Linked DNA regions of Homo sapiens: region 2 is linked to region 1. The links are chromatin loops, found by intact Hi-C in ENCODE. Cell type or tissue: MCF 10A. All regions are shown on one strand. Each heading gives the region's core, and the rest is flanking DNA. Links, peaks and the distances in the headings are about the cores only.

Region 1 (5,385 bases), core at 154-5,153:
ATGGAAAACTATGTGGAATAGAAACAATTAAAATAACCCTTTCATTTAGTGAATATTTATTGAGCATCTATTATGTGCTAGACAGTGGGTTAGATCCTGGGAAACAATAAGAAGAGAGGGAAACAGTGGTCTAATCACATGAGAGATAGCCTTTAATCACAGAATCACAGAATCAGAAGAGAGGAATGTAAAATGACAGCACTGCTTAGCTCATAAAGCCCTCTGCTGCATTCTACAAAGTCTAAGGTTTTAGTAATATTTTTGTACAATTTCTCCCTCAAAAAAGTGTTGCAACTCTTTAAATTAGTTCAGCGAGAAATCAACTTGCTGTGCAAATGCTTGGGCTAGCTGGGGTGTGAGTAGCGCGTCTGTGTTTGAGAACACTGAACCTTGAAAGAACATCTGTTTGGCTATTTTGTTAAATGAAACTCAAGTCACCCAGGCTTTACTAATAGCTTCATTGTGCTTCATGACTTTCCACCACATAAACAAAATTACCTAACACCTCAGTCTGTGGCTAAAACTGTCATTTATCAGTTAAAGCCCACTGACAAAGAGCAAACTGGAGAAACTGCAATTCCAGCTTCTCTATTCAAACAGTTTTCACATTTCAATAATCACTCTCTAGCTGGCTCCCTGCTAGATAAGTACCTCCAGGGAAAGGTTGCTTCCTGGGAATGTTTATTTTACAGGAACAGATTGATGGCCTCAAAGTCTGGCCACTTTCTAGGTGATGAAATTGTTTATTCACATTGACTCTTCCCAGGAGAGAATAGAGTGGAGAGAAAGGCAGTGATTGCTAAAGTTGATTTTATGATAGCGTGTCTACAGATTCCTCAAGGAATGTTGTGAAATTCCAAAGCAAATTCTTAAAGTTAAATTCATTTTTAAAAATCTAAAGCTCCTACCCTATGTTGCACTTCTGAGGATTAAAGAATCTTAGTCAAAGGGACTTCAGAGATTGTCTAGTCCAATGAGTCCAAATGTTTTTTTTTTTTGACCTTGGTACATATTCTTGAAAGTAAACTTCCCACCAGAGTTTCCATCTGTAAATATATAAAATAAAGCTGCCTTGATAGAAACAGGCATGAGGGAGCCAGAGCTCCACATTTCCCCAACCCCCAGGGCAAATGGGGTTCCTGAGGTACCTCTTTGGCATCTCTGGGTTTTCTGGGAAGAAAATGGGTCTTGTGCAACTTCTTCCTTTCACCCAATCCTAAAGCCAGGAGCCCCTGTACGTCCTGACAGCTCAGCTCTTCTTGGGTAATCTCAAACAGTCACAGGGTGCTGCAAATCTAGGGAGGTCTGGAATGGCAACTTAGTGAAACTATCATTTATGACATCTTTGTCCATTGTCAATCATTTAATAACTATCTGATACAAAGTCTTACAACCAAAAAGTAGAATGGAGCGACCCAAAATTGTGTGTGTGCGTGTGGGTGTGTGTGTGATGGAGGTGAAGAGCATTGGAGTGGTAGCAGGAATTCCAGACATGAAATCCCATAAAGGGGCATACACAAATGGTGACCTGAGGTTTCAAGGAACTGGAGCTGGAAGAGGGAAGTGCCAGGGTCCCCTGAAAGGGACCACATCTCCAGCAGAGCACTTGACAGGTGAGCAGAGAAGGAGAAAGATCAGCAGTTGTCTGAAGTTAGGTATCACGTTTTAGAGCCCAGTTTTCCCATCTGTGTAGACACCTGCTCCCTCGAGAGGAGGCTGATCTGTAAATGCCATCACCAACATCTACACAGCCCACCACCACTGACTCACACACAGCTCATTCAGTCCTCACAACAACCCTTAGAAGTGTAGGTTAACATTAGCACCATTTTGTAGATAAGGAAATTGGGAGTTAGAGAGGCTAAGTGGCTTGTGCAAGCTCAGATTGCCTGAAGAGGCAAAAACCAACACTGCTAACTCCACTATGCCACTGAGGCACGACACAAGTGCAAAAGGAGACACAGTAGACAAGAGAGGTCAACAACATTTTCTGAGGAAGCATTATTTTAAATTATGGTGTGAGACAGACATGATTTCGGAGCAGGTGGGTGAGGTGCAGACACTCTGTGAGATAGATGGGGTGAGGTGACGGGGCAGTAGGAGTGCCAACCAGCTCGCCTCTCCCAGGGAAGGTTCTGCGACCCAGAGGCAGCATAGCAGAGGGGCCAGGAGCAGGGACACGGGATCAGACTGCCACGGTTTTATCTTGGCCCTGCCATCAACTGCCCCCACTATCTTGAGTAAGCTGTGTGACCACTCTGTGCCTCAGTTTCCATAACTGAAATAAGTATGAAGCTAATAGTACCTACTTCACAGTCTTGTTGCAAGAGTTACAGAAATCAGTATTAGTGAAGCTCTTAGTGTCCAGTATATAGTAAATGCCACACGAGGATTGTTGAAGACATTCTTAGCAGGCTACAGGTGCTCACAGATAAGCAATAGCAACTTTTTGAAACTTGAAAACGAGGTTACGATATTCTAGCTTCCTGTTTTCCTGTAATTTGTGACCACAATCCCTGGCCTCATGACTTTATGAACTTCACTTTATTGCCCGTTCTTTCCTCACTCTTTCCTAACCTTTGTGTGATCATCCCTACTGAATGGCCAAGCCCCTGATTCCCGGTTTATCTTCCTTCATGTACTTCATGACTAGTCAACTGTTACTGCTGCACACAAGACACGGTTCAATCTGTGGTTTGTTTTTAAATGTACCTAGGAGTCATACTAAAATTCTGCCAACAGGTGGAGCTCAAAGAATAGCTTAAAATAAAATTAACCCGATTCGGCAAACCTGGAAAAAAAGGGAAGAAATAAAATCATTCTGATACGACTGTATGATTTTGCTATTCATCAGAAAATAAGAGGAAATAAATTGAAGGCAATATAAGTAGACAGTGTTAATAACACAGTGGTTGGTTTTTCTACAGTGGAAGATGATTTACCTAGATTTCCGTCTCTAGGGAAATTCAAGTGAAGATTTTCATTTTACATTCATAAAGATGACAATATACTACAAGAGTTGAGCTATTTGGATTTATTTGATTTGCTTTACTTAAGACAAGTTCAGGATAATGATGCTTAGTCTGTTCAGATTCATAAATAATACTCAAGATGTCAAACTGAATGAAATGTTGCAACTCTAGCCAGAATTCCAAGGAGATGTGTGAAATGAGCTTTTATTTAAAATGTGCCAATGTTTAACTAGGAAGTTTAGAAAACCTTTATGGGTTTCTATAAGCTGGGAAGAATATCTTCCACTCAATCGTTTTACTAGAATCTCCTTAAACCCCAAAACTCTGCTCCTGTGATTTCTTTGACTGCAGAGACCTGCTTAGGGAGCTGTGCCCTGAGCAGCGATTCTACCCTGGAAGACTGAGCTCATCTTTGGTGAGGCTATGATGTTTGGCAAATGATCTTTAAGACACAATTAAGGGAATGAAGAATTCTTGGAGGGCAAAATGGTAGGGCATTAAATCTTTTGTGATGGATCTTTATGGTTTTGTGAGGTGTGATAAATTGGATGTCATTGGATGCTGGATTTATAAAGTGCTTTTCCTCCAAACAATTCAAAGATCTTTTTCATGGGAGCTGTGACTATAAAGCCAAGAGTTTGGATCCATATGAACCACCCCAGAAATAAACCTCACTGCTTCAAAACTGCATCACGTAGGTGGTTTTACACCTGCAGCACCTCTGAGCACGGGCTGTTGAGCATGACTATCCTGCTCTCTTAGAGGAAAAAAATGCAGTATTTCCTCATCAGTTCATTTGCCAAACGTCACATTTTCAGGCCCTGGCAGAGCATGTACTCAAACCCAGGTTTTCTAGTTCCAAATATATAGGTCATTGACTTATGCCTTAGTTTCGAGGTCAGCTCAATAGATGTTCTCCAAGGTCATGTCCAGTTCATGATTTGACTACTCTATCATCAACTCAACGGAGTACTCAGACTGCATCAGTTTGTTCTTTCATTCAATTTGTCTAGTGAAATGCAAACATTAGAGAGCGAGGTAATTGATATCTCAAAATAATAGGGTTGTTTTTTACCCCACATATCATAATTTTTCAGCCTGACTTCATATATGTGAGAAAATGAGTGAACAAAAATGAAGAATGACAAAGATATTTCTTGATAATGGACTGACTAAAGAAACTATGGCACACCTATAAAATGTAATGTAATGCAAGCAATGTAAATCATGTTCTCCAAGAGTATTTAAAATTATGGAAAACTGTTCTCCGGGCTGGGCACGGTGGCTCACGCCTATAATCCCAGCATTTTGGGAGACAAGGTGGGTGGATCACTTGAGCCAAGGGGTTCAAGACCAGCCTGGGAAACATGGTGGGACTCTGTCTCTACGAAAAATACAAAAACTAGCCAGGTATGGTGGCACATGCCTATAGTCCCAGCTACTTGCAAGGCTGAGGTGGGAGGTTCACTTGAGCCTGGGAGGCGAAAGCTGCAGTGAACCAAGATCTCACCGCTGCACTCCAGCCTGGGCAACAGAGTGAGACCCTTCTCAAAAAAAAAAAAAAAAAGAAAGAAAAAAAAGATACATTGCTATGTGAAAAAAGCAGGCTATGAAGCAATGAGTATCATATATTTTTAAAGTAATATATAGATAAATAAAAGACTGGAATGATGTATACCAAGATGTTAATAGTTATTTTCTTTGGAGGGTGTTGATAACATATAATATGTTATTTTCATTTTCTCTTTTTGAAAAACTTCCTCATATTGTCTGCAATTATCAAGCTTTACATCTATAATGAGAAAAACATGAATTTGATTTTATATGAAGTCAAGCAGTTTAAAAGCTTTGTAAAAATAAGATATTATAAGATCTGTTTCCAGAAAAATTCTATAGGAGAAAACATTTCCTACCTCATTTCCTTTACCTCCAGCACTGGACTTCATTTCCTTTGGTTGCTTTGTAAAAGAAAACAACAATATTTAGATGGAAAAGCATTATCAGCTACATATTAAGTTGGTCGTACCTGTTGCGGTCATTTTCTTGGCCACAGTTTTGACTTCTAGAACAGCAACATATTTTCAAACTCATTGAAACCTGACACAACTGCCCAGATTTGACAGAGAGGAGTTTCCTGTCTCACCCCATGGGATGCCACTTTAGAAACTTGGAGTTGGCATATCACTAAGACTTTAGCTTTCAGTCAACATTTTCGAAAAAGGAAATCATGCTGGGAACTTTCAGAATCTATACAGCACTCCTTGGCGCCTGGAAAGCATCATTTTAGCTAAGCTGTAGGTGATGATTCCCAATCCCTGAGAAACCAAGTCTAACGAAGACTAGAAAAATAAACTACAGGGCAGTGTGTACCATATAGCATAGTAAGCTATTAAATGACATTACAGGGGAAGAA
Region 2 (5,385 bases), core at 126-5,125, 100 kb after region 1:
TAAGAAAAACAAATATATCTTCCAACATGAAAAACGTAATGAGAAGAGTGGCATTTTAAAAATCTCTTTAATGTCTGGTTTGAGAGAAGACAGCTGGATTCTCATATCTGTTTCTGCATTTAATCTGCTGCAAAGTATTATTTTGGTTGACATATTTGAAGAAAGTATGGACTCACACATTTATGTAGTTGGAAAAGGGGAGTATTATAATGACCTTTTCAAATAATTATTCTTCTTTGATACCACATCAAAACTCAATGAGTGGTAGTTTCTGAAGGGCTAGTTGCATTGTGAAATCTGAAACCTTATCAACATATACTTTATGTATACTTTATGTAAACATATACTTTATGTATACTGTTACATTCAAATCTTTTGTTGTATATATTTTGAATGAAACTATTACCCACAAATTATTTTGCAATGTCAGACACTGGTCATTTAAAAAACATTGGTCCACTGAAGTATGCAGATTTTCTAAATGCTGCCTACTTCATCATACAATGAATACAACATTTCATCATACAGTGTTCAGAAATTCATGTCAGGTAATATCAATGTTGATCTCATCATGTAAGTATTTTAAATACTGGGAAGCAGTCAAGCTCAAATTCTAATTTTTGCTTGAAAGCTCAGTTTTATTATTGGCAGCAGATACTACCAGTTGTTTTCCTTAAAGTGACAGGCTCGTCTTGGCAACTCAAACAATCACGCAAGTGCTTTTCCTCGAGATGACCATCATCCTTTAATATGTGCCTTTTCCATTTCATCACAAAGAATATTAAAAAGACGTGTACTTAAGGTCTGAGATTTAATAAAATTAATAATTTTTACTGCTTCATCAAAAACATTCTTAAGTCAAACTGGCATTTTATTGTAAGTGCATGGTGGTGAAATATACAACTGCTAGTATAATTTGGCACCACTTCCTTGCTTTGTGCTAAGGCCCCAACAGTTTCACCCACCTTTGCTTTGGTACCATTGGTGCAAATGTCAGCAGGGTGAAAAGACAAAACTGTATTAGTATTATTATAAAAATAGTTTAACCTTGCAGATGCTCTAAAAAGATCTCGGGGACCACTCCCAGGGATCTGCAGGTAACACTTAGAGAACCTCTGCTCTATTTGCCATATGCTGCCAACTGTAACTCGTTTATCCAGAGATGTCTATCATGAGGGACTCTCTGCCCAAATACGCACTTTTTTCTTGGTTAAATCTTCTGCCTTGAACCTCTGTCTTCCTTCTGTATTTCATGAGTGGAGGAAGACATCTAAGAAAGGGCGCTTCTATGTCCAATTTGTTTCTCTTTTTTAGAATCAAAACTAAATAAGCAGGTCTGCAGTTTCTTGACCCTACACTGGCCCTGGCCTTGTCAGTCCCTCAGAGACAAAGACATAAAAAAATTCGAAGTAAAATGAAGAACAAACCAAATGCTAAAATGAAACCCCTGGAAGGTTTTCCAAATTCAAAGGCCCCCACAGATTCCTGTCTCCTTTCTCAAACAGCCACCCAGTTGCCCTGGTGATAAGCCCTATATCTAATTTTTTGCTGCATCATGCTAAGAAGAAAATCCCAGATTAAAGACTTTCAGAAAAGTAGCTTCTAGTTCTGGTGTGTCAATTTCTAGTGGCACAAAGTTATATAAGTTACCTAACTTCTCTAACCCCAAAACTCCCTGTCTATAAAAGTGGGGATATTATGTCCCACCTGAAATTGCTGGGAAAAGTCAAAGATATAATGTAAGAAATGGGATCAGGTTAAATGCTGAATCAATAGCTGTTAATAATAGAATAATAAACAAGTTATGGGTAACTTTGGCACTCACCAGGTTAACCCTCCAGCTTCCCTGCCACCTTGCTGTACAGAGCGGAAATGGAGATGAAGAGAGTCTGGGTGGGATAGGCAGGTTCACAGTTGTAAATAGAAGATAGGGTGGATTCAAAATCGGTTCTGATTGTGCTTTTCCCACTCTGCCCAGTGGAGCTGCTTTTGTGGGAAACAGAGAGAGGAAGAGAGAGGATATCACTCTTGCCGCTGTAAGGGAGGTAAACCAGCTCCACCTTCTCCCAATTTTTGTACAAAGAATATAAACATTTGCTAGTTTCAGTTTTGTGATATCACCATACTTCTCCTCTCCCCTCTTAAGTGTTCTGAGGAAACTGGGGTGAGCTGGAGTTGGAGGTTGGACAGACAATATGTACACGCAGAAAGATGCGTTGAGTTCCCTGGTTGCATATGCTAGTACCACATGAGTGGGACAGCAAGGATTATTGGGATAAGATGGCCTGGTGTGAATCTCATCGACTCATCTGTGTGCAGGTTGCTCTAGCTCCATCAGAACAGGAACATTGTCTTGTAAAAGGGTTTAATATCAATCTTGCTAATTTTCTGAAGTCCAGTTCCCATTGACTCTGCTCCCTCTACTGCCATCTCAGAAGCATTGCAATTTACAAATCATAGTCATATACCTCCATGCCAGACATAGTGCCAAGAACTTCAAATGCATTGTTTTAGTTAATCCTCACAGCACTCCATAGGATTAAATATCATGATTATCTCCAATTGGCAGATAAGGGGACAGAGGTTTAGTGAGCTTTAGTGAGGCTTATCAGAGGTAAGGACAGATTTGGGATTCAAACTAAGGACTGTCTGAGCTCCAGAAACAAAGCCCATAACCATTCTGCTTTACTAAAAATCTTATCTGCTCTTATGAGAAAAGCAATAACTTGCTCAGAGAGCTATAGAGGAAATAAGTTTGATGACTTAAACATGAATTCCAAAAAAGAGAGGATCATTGCATAGTCCAATCTTTTGGCTTCCCTGGGCCACATTGAAAGAATTGTCTTGGGCCACACATAAAACACACTAACGCTAACAATAGCTGATGAGCTTTAAAACAATCTCATAACGTTTTAAGAAGTTTAAGAGTTTGTGTTGGGCCGCACTCAAAGCTGTCCTGGGCCATATGCAGCCCATGGGCTGGACACACTTTGTCTACAGTTTTCTTTTCTTGTAATGTCTTCTGGAAGCTTGGGTAGAATTGGTATTATTTCTTCCTTAAATGTTTGAAAAAAAAATCACCAGTGAAGTAATCTCTGACTGGAGTTTTTTTCTGGTGGGAAATTTTTAAACTACAAATTCAATTTATTAGATCTAGGACTACTTAGGTTACCTATTTTCTCTTGAGTGAGCTTTGCCAGTTTCTGTCTTTCAAAGAATTTATATATTTCATCTAAGCTGTTATTATATACATAAAGTTGTTTATAATATTCCCTTTTAGCAAGTTATTCTTTTAATTCCCTTTTATCCCAGTTATTCTTTTAATAGCTGGAAAATCTGTAATAATCTTACCTCTCTCCACTCTGATATTGGTAGTTTGTGTCTTCTTTTTCCCCCCCCAGGACAGTTTTACTAAAAGTTTATCAATTTTATTTATATTCTCAAAGAACAAACTTTTGGTTTCATGGATTTTTTTCTATTGTGTTTCTGCCTTCTGTTTCATTGACTTCTACTCTTCGTTTCCTTTTATTTACTTCTGTTTCAGTTTGCTTTCTTTCTCATATATATATATATTTTTTTTTGAGACAGAGTCTCGCTTTGTCACCCAGGCTGGAGTGCAGTGGCACAATCTCGGCTCACTGCAACCTCTGCCTCCCGGTTTCAAGTGATTCTCCTGCCTCAGCCTCTGAGTAGCTGGGATTACAGGCACGCACCACCACGCCCAGTTAATTTTTGTATTTTTAGTAGAGACAGGGTTTCACCATGTTGGCCAGGCTGGTCTGGAATGCCTGACTTCGTGATCTGCCTGCCTCGGCCTCCCAAAGTGCTGAGATTACAGGTCTTATATATTTTAAGGCAGAAACTTAGGTCATTGATTGGATCTTTCTTCTTTCCTGATATAAGCATCTGCATATTTCTTCCTTTCCATTGCTTAAACTACATCAAACAAATTTTGATATGCTGTATTTTAATTTTCATTTATTCTACTTAAAATTTCCCTTGTGATTTCTTCTTTGATTTATGTTTGGGTTTTAATTAATTAATTAATTAATTAGAATTGTGACTTTTGTTTTCCAAACATTTGGATCATTTTCCAATATTTTCCTCATATCCATTTTTAATTTAATTCCATTGTGGTTAGATAACATACTTTTTTGTTATTTGAATTATTTAAAATTTATTGAGTCTTGATCTATGGCTGAGAATGTTTTGGTCGATGTTTAAGACACTTAAAAGAATGTCTTCTCTGCTCCTGTTGGGTGAAGAGTTTTTGCAATCTCAGTGAGGTCAAGTTGGTTGATAGTATTATCCAAGTCTTCTATATCATTCCTGATTTTCTTCCCATTTATTCAATCTATTATCAGAGGAATATTTAAATCTTCAGCTATAATCCTGGATTTGTCTGTCTTCTTTCAGTTCTTTCACATTTCATTGCATGTATTTTGAAGCTCTGTTATTAGATGCATAAACATTTATAATTGTTTTGTCCTTTTGATGATTTTCCTTTTATTTTTATGAAATGACCCTTGTTATCTCTGTTAATATTTTTGGCTCTGAAGTCTACTTTGTTTTATATTTATATAGCCACTGCAGGTGTCTATGATTAGTGTGAGCATGATATATCATTTTCCCAATATTTTACTTTTTACTTATTTATTTATATTTGAAATGTGTTTCTTGTCTGTAGTATATAATTGGGTCTTGCTTTTTTATCCAATTTAACAATTTCTAATTTCTGCTTTCATCAAGTATAAAGAGCTTTTTCCACTCTGGCTGTTGAGAATATAAATTATGCCTAGCCTTGTGTGAGCTCCAGAAATTTTTCCACCTGCTCCTCTTTAGTGAGTCCTCCCCACATCTTTGAGTAGTTCCTTTGCAAACATGGACTATTCAGTACTCAGCTGAAGAATCAAGGGGAGCCCTTTGCAGTCTTCTTCCTGGTACTCTGCCCCGTAAATTCTGACCAAACTCTCAACTCTGCCTCTTCAACTCTGAGAGAATGCCAGGCTCTATTTGAGCTTCCTCTTTCTGTGCTGGAGCTTGGAAACTTTCTCCAGAAAGTAAGCTATGAGAATCATAAAGATTGCCTCATTTGTTCACTTCTCTTGCACTGCCTATTTGTCAATTTCTGAAAAATCATTGTTTCACGGTTTTTGTTTGTTTGCTTAGCTGTGTGTTTAACATGAGCAGGTAATCCACTAGGGAAGGGTTGCCAGATTTAGCAAAACAAAATAAGACTGCCAGTTAAATTTGAATGTCAGACCAATAACGAATAATTTTTTCAGTCTATATATGACCTGCATTTATAGTATAAGTATGTTTGAAATTCAAATTTCAGTGGGCTTCCAGGATTTTTATCTGGAAACCCTAATCCCTGTTAATCTA

The links. Hi-C counts contacts between places; a loop is a spot of excess contacts. Peaks named below come from ENCODE experiments on the same cell type or tissue, not always from the same donor. Only the 100,000 strongest peaks of a DNase experiment are listed, where the experiment ranks them.
Region 2: a loop joins it to region 1, with 16 times the contacts of the local background. A loop is called at or near these places in 80 of 110 quality-filtered maps.

The regions. Positions count from the first base shown.
Region 1 is chr2:191,049,605-191,054,989 of GRCh38, forward strand. It overlaps STAT4 (signal transducer and activator of transcription 4), which reads right to left. Exons shown (of 24, transcript NM_003151.4): 14 at 4,886-4,930. Among named protein-coding and RNA genes, the nearest start is that of STAT4-AS1, 31 kb to the left of the region's middle. In MCF 10A, for the core only: a CTCF peak has its summit at 2,769 (motif pointing right); DNase peaks (open chromatin) are centred at 717, 1,217 and 2,737.
Region 2 is chr2:191,153,393-191,158,777 of GRCh38, forward strand. No RefSeq gene overlaps it. Among named protein-coding and RNA genes, the nearest start is that of STAT4, 5.1 kb to the left of the region's middle. In MCF 10A, for the core only: a CTCF peak has its summit at 2,416 (motif pointing left); a DNase peak (open chromatin) is centred at 2,419.